Linked DNA regions of Homo sapiens: region 1 is linked to region 2. A link is a contact called in ENCODE Hi-C or POLR2A ChIA-PET data. All regions are on one chromosome and are shown on one strand. Each heading gives the region's core, a stretch centred on a gene start or an enhancer-like site at or near the end of the contact. The rest is flanking DNA. Distances are from core to core; before and after follow the strand shown. Region 1 overlaps CFAP54 (cilia and flagella associated protein 54). Region 2 holds the start of CFAP54 (cilia and flagella associated protein 54).

The links. Hi-C counts contacts between places; a loop is a spot of excess contacts on that map. ChIA-PET counts read pairs that join two places held with the same protein, here RNA polymerase II (POLR2A). Pooled maps may share reads with other maps.
Region 1: a pooled map shows a loop between it and region 2 (3-fold over the local background). The contact joins the enhancer-like site here to the promoter of CFAP54 in region 2. A Hi-C loop is called at or near these places in 5 of 50 pooled maps. POLR2A ChIA-PET finds 5 or more read pairs at or near these places in 2 of 52 experiments (Panc1 and common myeloid progenitor, CD34-positive).

The regions. Positions count from the first base shown.
Region 1 is chr12:96,718,600-96,723,759 of GRCh38, forward strand. It overlaps CFAP54 (cilia and flagella associated protein 54), which reads left to right. Exons shown (of 68, transcript NM_001306084.2): 50 at 1,806-1,966. Among named protein-coding and RNA genes, the nearest start is that of NEDD1, 190 kb to the right of the region's middle. RefSeq lists enhancers at 1,537-1,716, 1,737-1,846. Within about 2 kb of position 1,897, at least 8 of the 41 ENCODE cell types and tissues checked have a DNase peak (open chromatin) inside an H3K27ac peak, as active enhancers do.
Region 2 is chr12:96,486,753-96,492,393 of GRCh38, forward strand. It overlaps CFAP54 (cilia and flagella associated protein 54), which reads left to right and starts at 2,825. Exons shown (of 68, transcript NM_001306084.2): 1 at 2,825-3,174. The coding sequence starts at 2,858. RefSeq lists a silencer at 2,679-2,973 and an enhancer at 2,864-3,073.

The DNA of each region.
Region 1 (5,160 bases), core at 647-3,146, 230 kb after region 2:
AGAGTTATGCTTGCTCTTGTGAGAGCAGTTACCTTTTCTTGTGTAAGAATGGGTTGGAGCCAGAGGTGGAGTTTACTCCTCATGAGAAAAGTAGATGTCCAGTGGTGTCCAGCTTTGACTTCACAACCTGATTAAGGTGCTTCAGAAAATATGATTCGGCTGGGCGCGGTGGCTCACACCTGTAATCCCAGCACTTTGGGAGGCCGAGGTGGGCGGATCACCTGAGGTCGGGAGTTCAAGACCAGCCTGACCAACATGGAGAAATCCTGTCTCTACTAAAAATACAAAATTAGCTGGGTGTGATGGCGCATGCCTGTAATTCTAGCTACTCAGGAGGCTGAGGCAGGAGAATCGCTTGAACCCAGGAGGCAGAGGTTGCAGTGAGTCAATATCACGCCACTGCATTCTATTCTGGGCAAAAAGAGCGAAACTCCATTTCAAAAAAAAAAACAACAAAGAAACATGATTCATTATTTGGTGGGATATGAGTATTCCATCCCGTTTATCATTTCCCAATAATAGTGATGACAATGGCATCAACAGCTTTTGCATGATTATTTAATTTTTATAACTTTATGATGTAGGTAGTAATCATTTTGAACTGTGCTGTGCTGAACCATGAGAAAACTGAGGCTTAGACATCTAAGAATTTGACTAATATCATACAACTAATAAAATATAGATCCAGGAGAAGGACTACATCTTTTTGATTCAAAATCCATGTTCTTAAACATTATACTGAATTGCCCTAATATTTATATAATATTCACTGCTCTGCACAAATACATTTTTAGTGGCCTGTCACTTGAAAGATTGGTTGGTCCCTTTATCTTCTGCCATGTTAGGCTGCTATTTACTATTGATTGTCTACTGTAAAAATCTCATTATCTTCACATTACCAACTAGGTGACCATACTTTAACTTGAAATACAGTTGATCCACATTATTCACAGATTCTGTGTTTGCTAATTTGCAGATCTACTGAAATTTATTTGTAGCCTGAAAATCAACACTCTTGGCACTCTGTTGGCTATTCGTGAACACACGCAGAGCACAGAAAAATTTGAGCTGCTCAATGCACGTATTCCCAGCTGAGTTGAACAAGGAGATGCTCTGACTTTTTGTTGCCACTCTCATACTGTAAACAAGTGTCCTTTTCACGGTCTATTTAGTACCATGCTTTTTGAATTTTTGTCAATATTTACAATGACCCTCCAGCATAGTGCTGAAGTGCTGTGGAGCATTTCTAAGTTAAGAGGGCTGTGGTGTCCCTTATGGAGAAGCTATGTGTGTTAGATAAGCTTCCTTCAGAAGTGAGTGCTATTGGCTGTGAGTTCAAGGTTAGCAAATTAACAGTATATATTAAATATACTGTTATATATCCTTAGCCATAAACACACATTAAACAAGGAGGCTGTGTATTGAGCAGTTAATGAAAATGTTGTGACCAGAGGCTCTCGGGTACTTTTCTCCATGTCTCCCCTAGGAGCAATGGCTCAGTATCCAGTAATCAGTGTTTGCAAGAACTTTATAGAACATAACTACTGTGAATAGTAAGCACCAGCTGTGCACACAAGAAAAGGTCACTGTCATGCATGCTGACGCTTGCTTTCACTTTCCTTTTCGTTTTCTGTTGCCTTTTTCCTTTTTGCTGAACTCTCTTCTCTGGTAATTAGATACCAAGTTCCTTTTTGGTCTTCCATTCATTGTTACTTTTCAGTACATGAAAAATATTTGCTAAAGAAGAAAGAGACAGTATTTGTATTATTTCTGAACTCACGTGATGTATGGTATCCTTTCCTTAGTCGATGTTACTGATGGAAGCTGAGGACAGGCTAAACTTCCTTCTGTCCGAGGTGGAACAGAAGACCCTGTCTCAGTGCTCCGCTGGCGAGCTGGAGATTGTGGTGGAGGCCCGGCTTCAGCTGGCTGCAGTTGCTCTGCAGAGGCACCGGGCGGCATACAGGTGCGTCTCTCCATGCACAGGGGAGGGATACCTTTGAAGAGAGTTCCTTCACCCTAGTTTATTAAATAGACTTAAATTTTATGTAAGTTTTAGAAATTCCTATATCCATAGTATGCTTGCTTTTTATTATTCAGGGAAGTTTTCATACATGATTTCACTTAAAATTATAGCTCTGGCTGGGTGTGGTGGCTCATGCCTGTAATCCCAGCACTTTGGGAGGCTGAGGTGGGCAGATCACTTGAGGCCAGGAGTTGGAGACCAGGCTGGCCAACACGAAGAAACCCTGTCTCTACTAAAATATGAAAATTAACCAGGCTTTGTGGCGGCACATGTAATCCCAGCTACTCGGGAGGCTAAGGCAGGAGAATCACTTGAGCCCGGGAGGCAGAGGTTGCAGTGAGCTGAGATTGCCCCTCTGTACTCCAGCCTGGATGACAGAGCAAGACTCTGTCTCAAAAAAAAAAAAAATTACAGTTCTCAATAAAGCAATTATTTTATGAAGGCACACAGCTGGGTTGTTTAATTTCATATATAGAATGAACAAATTAACAATGCTTTGATTTTTTTATACATTTAATTTACTTTTTAAAAAGACTAAACCTTTTTACGAATAAAAGCTATGGAGTGTTTTCTTTTTTTCTAAAACATTGACTTAAAATATTAAAAACAAACCTATTTTGAAAAAGTAAGTTTCTGCATCATATTGCACTGAACTGTTTAATAAACTGTTGTAGGTAGCTAATTATTTAAATGTGCTGCAATTGTTAGTGTCAGCTCTTTCATTTAGTTTGTTCATCGATTTATTTATTTAGTCAACCAGTATCTGTTAACTCTCTCACTGCCAGGCTCTGATCTAGGCAGTGAAGATATAAAGATGCATAGAATACAATTTCTGTATCCATATGCTCACAGATATATAAGCAGTCAGGTAGAGTAGTAAAAATAATATTACAGCGCTTTTTTCATATTTAATAATATGGACATCCACATTCAAGAGTTTCTCCATGCCATTTGTGATAAACACTTCTATCATGAGGTCCTCTGACACATTCAATAGTGATTCATCTAATAATGCATACATTTCTTATCATTCATTAATTCGTTTAAAAAATAAGTTTGTGCACTTTCAATATGCTAGGCACTGTTCTAAGCTCCTGGCAAGTATCAGTGGCCCAATACTCATATATACAGTCTAAACAAAATATATAACAATATTGTGCAAAATCTTGCCCTATATTCTAATAGATAATAAACATGCTGGCAATAAACTATAAACACAAGTAAATTACAGAGTGTGGGCAAAAATGATAAGTGCTATGGAGAATATAAGGAGTAGAGGTTGGAGGGGGACGAGTTACCATTTTAAAATCGTGTGGTTGTAATAAGTGTGACTCCATTTTGATGTTCAATGGCTGACAGCTTTCAAGCCCGACCACTGTCCTTCTCTTTCTGCCCCTGACCTGAGCAAGCAGATAAGAAAGCCCATCTGTTCCCTCCTTTGGTGTTAGTGGAAAGTTCAAACCATGTAAGTCCTGGCCCATGTGCAGGAACTCTTACCTCAGTGCCACCCACCAACCACCATAAAACTCCAAGCCAGTCTCTTTTCCTTACTTTCTCCATACATTTTCCCACCTGTTTGGGAACCTGCTCTGATCTTCTTGCAAGGTCTCTTTATGTGAGCAGTACCCCATTTCATACCCTCTTGACGTGTGTGTATCTGGGATCAGTCGTGACATCTGAACCACATTTTGGGTGGTCAGGGCAGGCTTCATTGATGAGGTGACATCTGAACAAAGTACTTAAATGAGAGAATTATCCATGCAAATATCTATAGACAAAGTGTTACAGGCCATGGAGACATGCCTGATACATGTTTGAGGGACACCTCCAGGCCTCTTGTGGCTGGGGTGGAGTGAGTGAGGGGCAGAGTTGCAAGGGAGATCGGCAAAGAGGTAACTGGTGGACAAGGAGATTACATAAGACCTTTTGGCCAGGGTAAAGACTGACTTTGAGTGAAGTGGGGAGTCATTGTGGAGTTTTGAGCAGAGGAGTGACATGATCTGATTTTCATTGTAAAGGGTTGGCTCTTGCTGCTAGTGTGAGAATTGATTATAAGAGGAAAAGGGTGTGAAAGCAAGGAGATGAATTAAGGAGGCTATTATAATAACAGAAATATGGTGGTGTTTCTTACCAGTGTGATAGCACTGGAGGTAATGAGAAGTATTTGGATTCTGAGTAAATTTTGAAGGTAGAGCCATTCTGTTTTACAGATATTGGATGTAAGTTGTGAGAAAAAGAGAGGAGTCAAAAAAGAAGTGGTCATTAACTGAAATGGGGAGGTTGTAGGGGTGCAGCTTATTTAGGGGAAACACCAGGAATTAAAATTTGGATGTATGTAGTTTGAGATGCCCTTAGATGTACAATTGAAGATGTCAAGTATTCTGAGAGTCTTTAGAATATAGACAGTGTTATTCAAATCTTCCCAGCATAAAGAAAAGATAAATGTGTAAGGTGATGGATATACCAATCACTGCTATTTAATTATTACACATTATGTAATGTATCAAAATATTTTATGTACCCTGGAAGTATATATGTCTATTAAGCATCAATAAAAATACAATGATAAGAATAATACAAATTTAAAAGTACAGTATAACAACTAAAAAAAGTAAAGACAGAATTTTAATACTGGATGAGCTCCGTTAGGGGGTATAAATAGATGGAAGAGAGAAAAGGACCAAGGATCAAGCCCTGAGTTTTGTACTCCAACTTTACGAGACTGGGGAGAAAATGAGGAACCAGAAAGGGGACTGAGAAGAAGTGACCAGTAAGATAGAAGAAAACCAAGAGATTATGGAACCCTGAAAGCCAAGTGAAGAAAGTGGTTGAGGAGAATGGAGTGACCAACTGTGCCACAAGCTTCTGATAGATTGAGTAAGGTAAGGATAGAGAGTTGACCCCTGGATTTAGCATGGAGGCCAATGGTGACCTTCACAGGAGTAACTTTAGAAGATGCTTGGGAAAGATTATGTTTAGAGTTGTTTATGAGAGAATGGGAAGAGAGAAACTGGAGCCCACAAATAAAGATGATTCTTTTTTTTTTCTTTTTTTAAATTATTATTATTATACTTTAAGTTTTAGGGTACATGTGCACAGTGTGCAGGTTAGTTACATATGTATACATGTGCCAT
Region 2 (5,641 bases), core at 1,575-4,074:
GTACTTAGGCTTGTCAGACACAGTAGTTGCACAGCTCCATTCTTTCATTACAGTGAGAAGAATAAAGCAAAGTGACAAGGAAAGAGAAAGATATTATAATGGCTGCATCTAATTACAAGGAAGATAACACCTCTAAAATGTTAAAAATGCCTCAAATTCAATTTATTTATTTTATTTTTATTATTTATTTATTTATTTATTTATTTATTTATTTATTTATTTTGAGATGGGGTCTAGCTCTGTCGCTAAGGCTGGAGTGAAGTGGCATGATCTCGGCTCACTGCAACCTCCACCTCCCGGGTTCAGGCGATTCTCCTGCTTCAGTCTCCTGAGTAGCTGGGATTACAGGTGTCCGACACCACGCCCAGCTAATATTTGTGTTTTCAGTAGAGACGGGATTTCAACATGTTGGCTAGGCTGGTCTCGAACTCCTGACGTCAAGTGATTCGCCCACCTGAGCCTCCTGAAGTGCTGGGATTACAGGCGTGAGCCACGACACCCAGCCAATTTAATTTAAACTAAATAAAATGTAAACTTCCATCTTATCATAATGATGATTCAGAATATAACACCCATTTAAATATTCAGACAAGCTTCCAAAAACTACTGCAAGTTAAGCATTGTTAGCTTTAGTGTGTGCAAGGGGGAAAGTGACTAAGATGCAATGTTTCATAATTCAGGTATTTGAATTTGCTTAGTCACATTTTCTTTTACCAGTGACTTTGAAATACAAGTGTCTGCCCTATGATAAAGTTTGTTTGTGACAGTAGCCAGATTAGAAGGAAAAACACCACTTTGTCTTTTATTTTTTTCTTTCCTTTTCTGTGACCACTTTAATTAATTTTATCCTGCTGTTTCACTTTCATCAATATAATAGATAGCACTCAGTGGCAAATTACACCAGTTTTTGATCTGCAATGGACAAGTCTGCCATGTTAGAGCAAGAAAAAGATGAGAAAAAAGAGAATTTACCAAGCCGACTTTTAAAAATGTCTATTAATATTTTTGTAAATGCCCAGTGATTATTTCTCTAGGACTACATTCTTTAAAGCCTTACAATTTTTGTTGTTCACTTAGAGAACAAGATAAAATCTTTGTTGATCAAAGGATGATATCTACATCCTGATTAGAGAATTGGACTCCTACAGTGAGGTGTCATTGCGTCTCACTGCTTGCCAGGAAGTTTCTCTGGCTATAATTAACTGTGCCGATGAGCAAAATTATTTTCCTTCAAAGAATATTAGGGTACAGTAGACATGACATATTAGGCCAGCCTCACAAATTAGCACAGGCCCACAGAGCCTGCATAAAATTAGGTCAGACTTGAAAGATATCAGGCTGTGGTCCAATAAGCTTCTTAGTCTGAAATGGAAAATTGGGTTCACAGGGTGTTAGGGTCACTGTCTTTATTTAAGTGTGATAGAACTGGTAACAATTTTCAGGGTTAAAGACTGATTTTTCTAAGCCACCAAATATTTCTGGTTCTTCTCTTAGATAATTTATTGTGTTGCATAATTTATAGAAAAGAAGGTTCTCCATTTTCTCAATACTCATACTTTAATAAATTTAACTCTGACTTTTGCCTATAATACACAGGCTAAGAATAAACTCCCCAAGTATTTCCCTGGAGGTCTGTAGTTTCCCCATCAGAAGTAAAGTCTCCTAAAAGCCCTGTTTAAAATGCAAAGTATTTTGAGAGTTAACACTTCAGGCCACTAGTATGTATTAATGTCCTATGGTTAAGGTTGAGCAAAATGCACATTAATTTAGAATACAGAGATAATTAAAGTAAGGCTGGAATGTGCATAAATAGATGTAATCATAATTATTAGAGGCATAGACATCATGTCCACAGTTACAGACCTCAAGGTACAAATAGAGGAAAGAGAATGGATCAGCTGCATATTCAGTACTCCCTGGCTATCTGTGGGGGACTAGTTCCATGACACCCGCAGATACCAAAATCTGTGGATGCTCAAGCCTCTGATATGAAATGCTGTAGTATTTGCATATAATTTGTGCACATCCTTCAGGATGTTTTAAATCATCTCTAGATAACTAGTAATACCTAATACAGTATAAATGCCATGTAAATAGTTGTATTTTGTGTTATTTTTATTGTTGTATTGTTATTTCTAATTTTGTTCTGAATATTTACAATCTGGAGTTGCTTGAATCCACAGATGAAGAACCCGAGATTTGGAGGGCCAACTGTATTTGATTCTTAAACTGCTTGTCAGATATTTCTCTAATTTCAATTTGATTAATAAGCTTTGTTTTGGGGAGTGATCAATACAGCCTATTCATTTTGAGCACAGGCTTTGGAGTCACAAGTTCCCTTTGGAGGACCTGGTCGCTGACACTACGGTTGTACGCTGACTTTTGTCAAATGACTTAACCTCCTTGAGCTTTGGTTTCCTAAACTGTGAGATGGATATACTAATAGTATCCTAAGTTGTAAAGTAGTTATGATGATTAAATGAGATAAATGAAAGTACATGTTTCAAATGCTTAATGCCTGACACACGTTAATGGTCATGGTCGTCATCATTATCGTTATTAAGTGGCCAACATGGATAAAGAGTATAGTCTGGATTTGTGACCTTAAATTTTTGGCTCTAATATTCGCCAGCGCTCTGCTCAGAACATTCTCTGTTCGCATTTCATACAGCGGTGCCAGCGCACAACCAGGCAACGCCCTCAGGAGCATCATTGTTTTCTGGACCTGGTTCTTTCTCGCTCTGCCCTCCAGGGGCCGCTGTGTTTCTCGGAATGCGCGCGGGATGCCCGGTTGCCACGAGACCGTCGCCAGGCAACCGCGTGTACACATACTCCAGGCGGGCCGGGGCGCGTCAATATGGCGGCGCAGGGCTCCCCCTCGAGCTCTCCGTCAGACGACTCTACCACCTCGGGGTCTCTGCCAGAACTGCCGCCGACCTCCACCGCGACTTCGAGGTCGCCCCCAGAGTCGAAGGGGAGCTCCCGGAGCTCGCTGCTTCAGTGGACCTGCCCCGAGGACTCATTGCCCCTAGCCGTGTTTTATGGGCCGCTGGACGCGAAAAACCCGCTCCTGGCCTCTTGTGAGAAGGAGATCCAGGAGTTGTTAGGCTTTATGAGGAAAAAGAAGGCTTTAGCCACCACGGAGGAAGAGAAGCACGAATTCCGCCGGCGTTGGTAAGCGCTGGCGGGGCACTGGGGAGGGCGCCGGCCAGAGGAGGGACCCCTGGAAAGGGCTGGAGGATGCAGGTGGTGGCCCCAGAGATGGTTCAGCGTTGCGGACGCAGGGGCTGGCTGAAGGGCCCAGGAGAGACAAAGTTTAAGAAGTGGAGACTCGTCGCTCTTAACAATCCTTAATTCCTGGGAGCTGTTATATCTTGGCTTCCTGCTCAGGTCAAAATAAAAATCTACACAGAAATGTTTCATAACTCACCATTTGTTATTTGACCAGAAAAGAAAGATGGTAACATAAGCAGGAAAGAACCTTAAAAAGAGTTCGCAGTTTGCAGTAATAACATGGTGATAGAACTCCCAAAAAGGCAAACAGTTGCGCAGAATGAATAGCAAAATTAAGAAAAAGTCACTGTAATCCTAATAGCAATATAAGAAGGAATTAAAGTGCACATGTTCACAGGATGACATACTTCATTGTATCAAGAGCTAGCTTCATGAACCTGAGCTACCTCGAAGTTATTCCTTTTTCTCCATATACAAATTTATATACTCATAACATGGAAAGTTGTGAAACCCTTGAGCGAGCCAAAAATTTATACATGAATACAAAATACGAAAATTAGCTGGGCATGGTGGCACATGCCTGTACTCCCAGCTACTCAGGAGGCTGAGGCAGGAGAATTGCTTGAACCCGGGAGGCAGAGGTTGCAGTGAGCTGGGATCGCGCCACTACACTCCAGCCTGGGCGACAGAGCAAGACTCCTTCTCAAAAAATAATAATAATAAATAAATAAAATAAAATATTTTTTATTTATGCATATAACAACTATTTATTGAGCACATACTGTATATCAAGTGCTGTTCAAGGAACTAGGAAAACATCAAGTTAACAAAACATATAAGAATCCATGTCCTTATAGAGCATATGTTTTTGTGGGTATAAACAACCACTAAACAAATATGTAAGTAAATAATCTTACAAGGAGATGACTGCTAGGGAGAAAAATAGAACAGGGAATGGTGTTGGAGGATATGAGATGAATGTTGCAATTTTATCTTTTTTTTTTGAGACAGGGTCTCACTCTTGCACAGGCTGTTGTGCAGTGGCTCAATCCTGGCTCACTGAAACCTTGAACTTGGGGGCTCAAGGGATCCTCCCACCTTGACCTCCCAAAGTATTGGATTACAGGCATGAGCTACTGCGCCTGGCCTGAGTGTTGCAATTTTAAATGGGGTGGTGAGAAGCCTGGTTAGGGAAGGTCAGGAAAAGTTGCTTTTGAGAAAGATGAGAAAGATATGGGAGCAATTGATGAGGATTTTTGTGCAAAAAGTAGGTCACACAGGGAGAATGGCAGATGGGAAAGACCTGGGGTGGAATTGTATTGTGGGAAGAGCAAGAGGGAGGGAGATCAAGAGTTTACTTTTATAAAAATTGAGATGTGATTCAGCATCCAGGTGGAGCTACTATGTAGGTAGTTGGACATTTGAATCTGGAAGTCAGATGAGATATACATTTGGGATTCATATGATATTTAAATGATGACACTTGATGAATAGCTAAGGGAGTGTGTGTGTAAATGGAGAAGGGAAGAGTCCAAGGATTGAGCCCTGGGATGCTCCAGCATGGACAGGGAGAGGCAATAAGAAGAAACCAACAGAGACTAAGGAGGAGGGGCCAGTGGAAAACCATTAAGTGCCTGGTGTACTAGAAGCAGGTAGAGAAAGTATTTCAGGAAGAAAGGAATGATCAACTGTGGCAAATTCTGCTGACTGGCCAAGTAAGATGAGAACCAAGAATTGACCAAGGAAAGCCCATTATATACCTACTCTATATGCTTTATTTATTTATTTATTGATAGGGAGTCTCACTCTGTACCCCAGGCTGGAGTGTACTGCTGCGATCTCAGCTTACTGCAACCTCTGCCTCCCAGGTTTAAGCGATTCTTGTGCCTCAGCCTTCTGAGTAGCTGGGACTACAGGTGCCTGCTACCACGCCCGGCTAATTTTTGTATTTTTAGTAGAGATGGGGTTTCGCCATGTTGGCCAGGCTGGTCTCAAACTCCTGACCTCAGGTGATCCACCCGCCTTGGCCTCCAAGATTGCTGAGGTTACAGGCATGAGCCACCTTGCCCGGCTTATACATTTATATTTAAATGGTTTTTATCTTTGAACTTCATCTCCCCATCTCCACTACCAGCGTTCCAGTCCAAACCACCACCATTTCACATTTTCCCTGCAGCCACTCTGTCTCCAATCTATCCTTCACCTAGCAGTCAGGATGATCTTTACAAATCTTATCTAAAGTCTTTCTATTGCTTCCCATTGCTTTTGGAATAAACTTAAGAATTCTGATACTCTCCAGGGGCTGAGGTGTTGACCCTGCCTGCCTTTCTGAGCTCAGCTCATCCCTCACTTCTCTCTCAGGACTTTCCAGAGAAACAGGTCCTACTGTTTCTCACCCCAGAGCCTT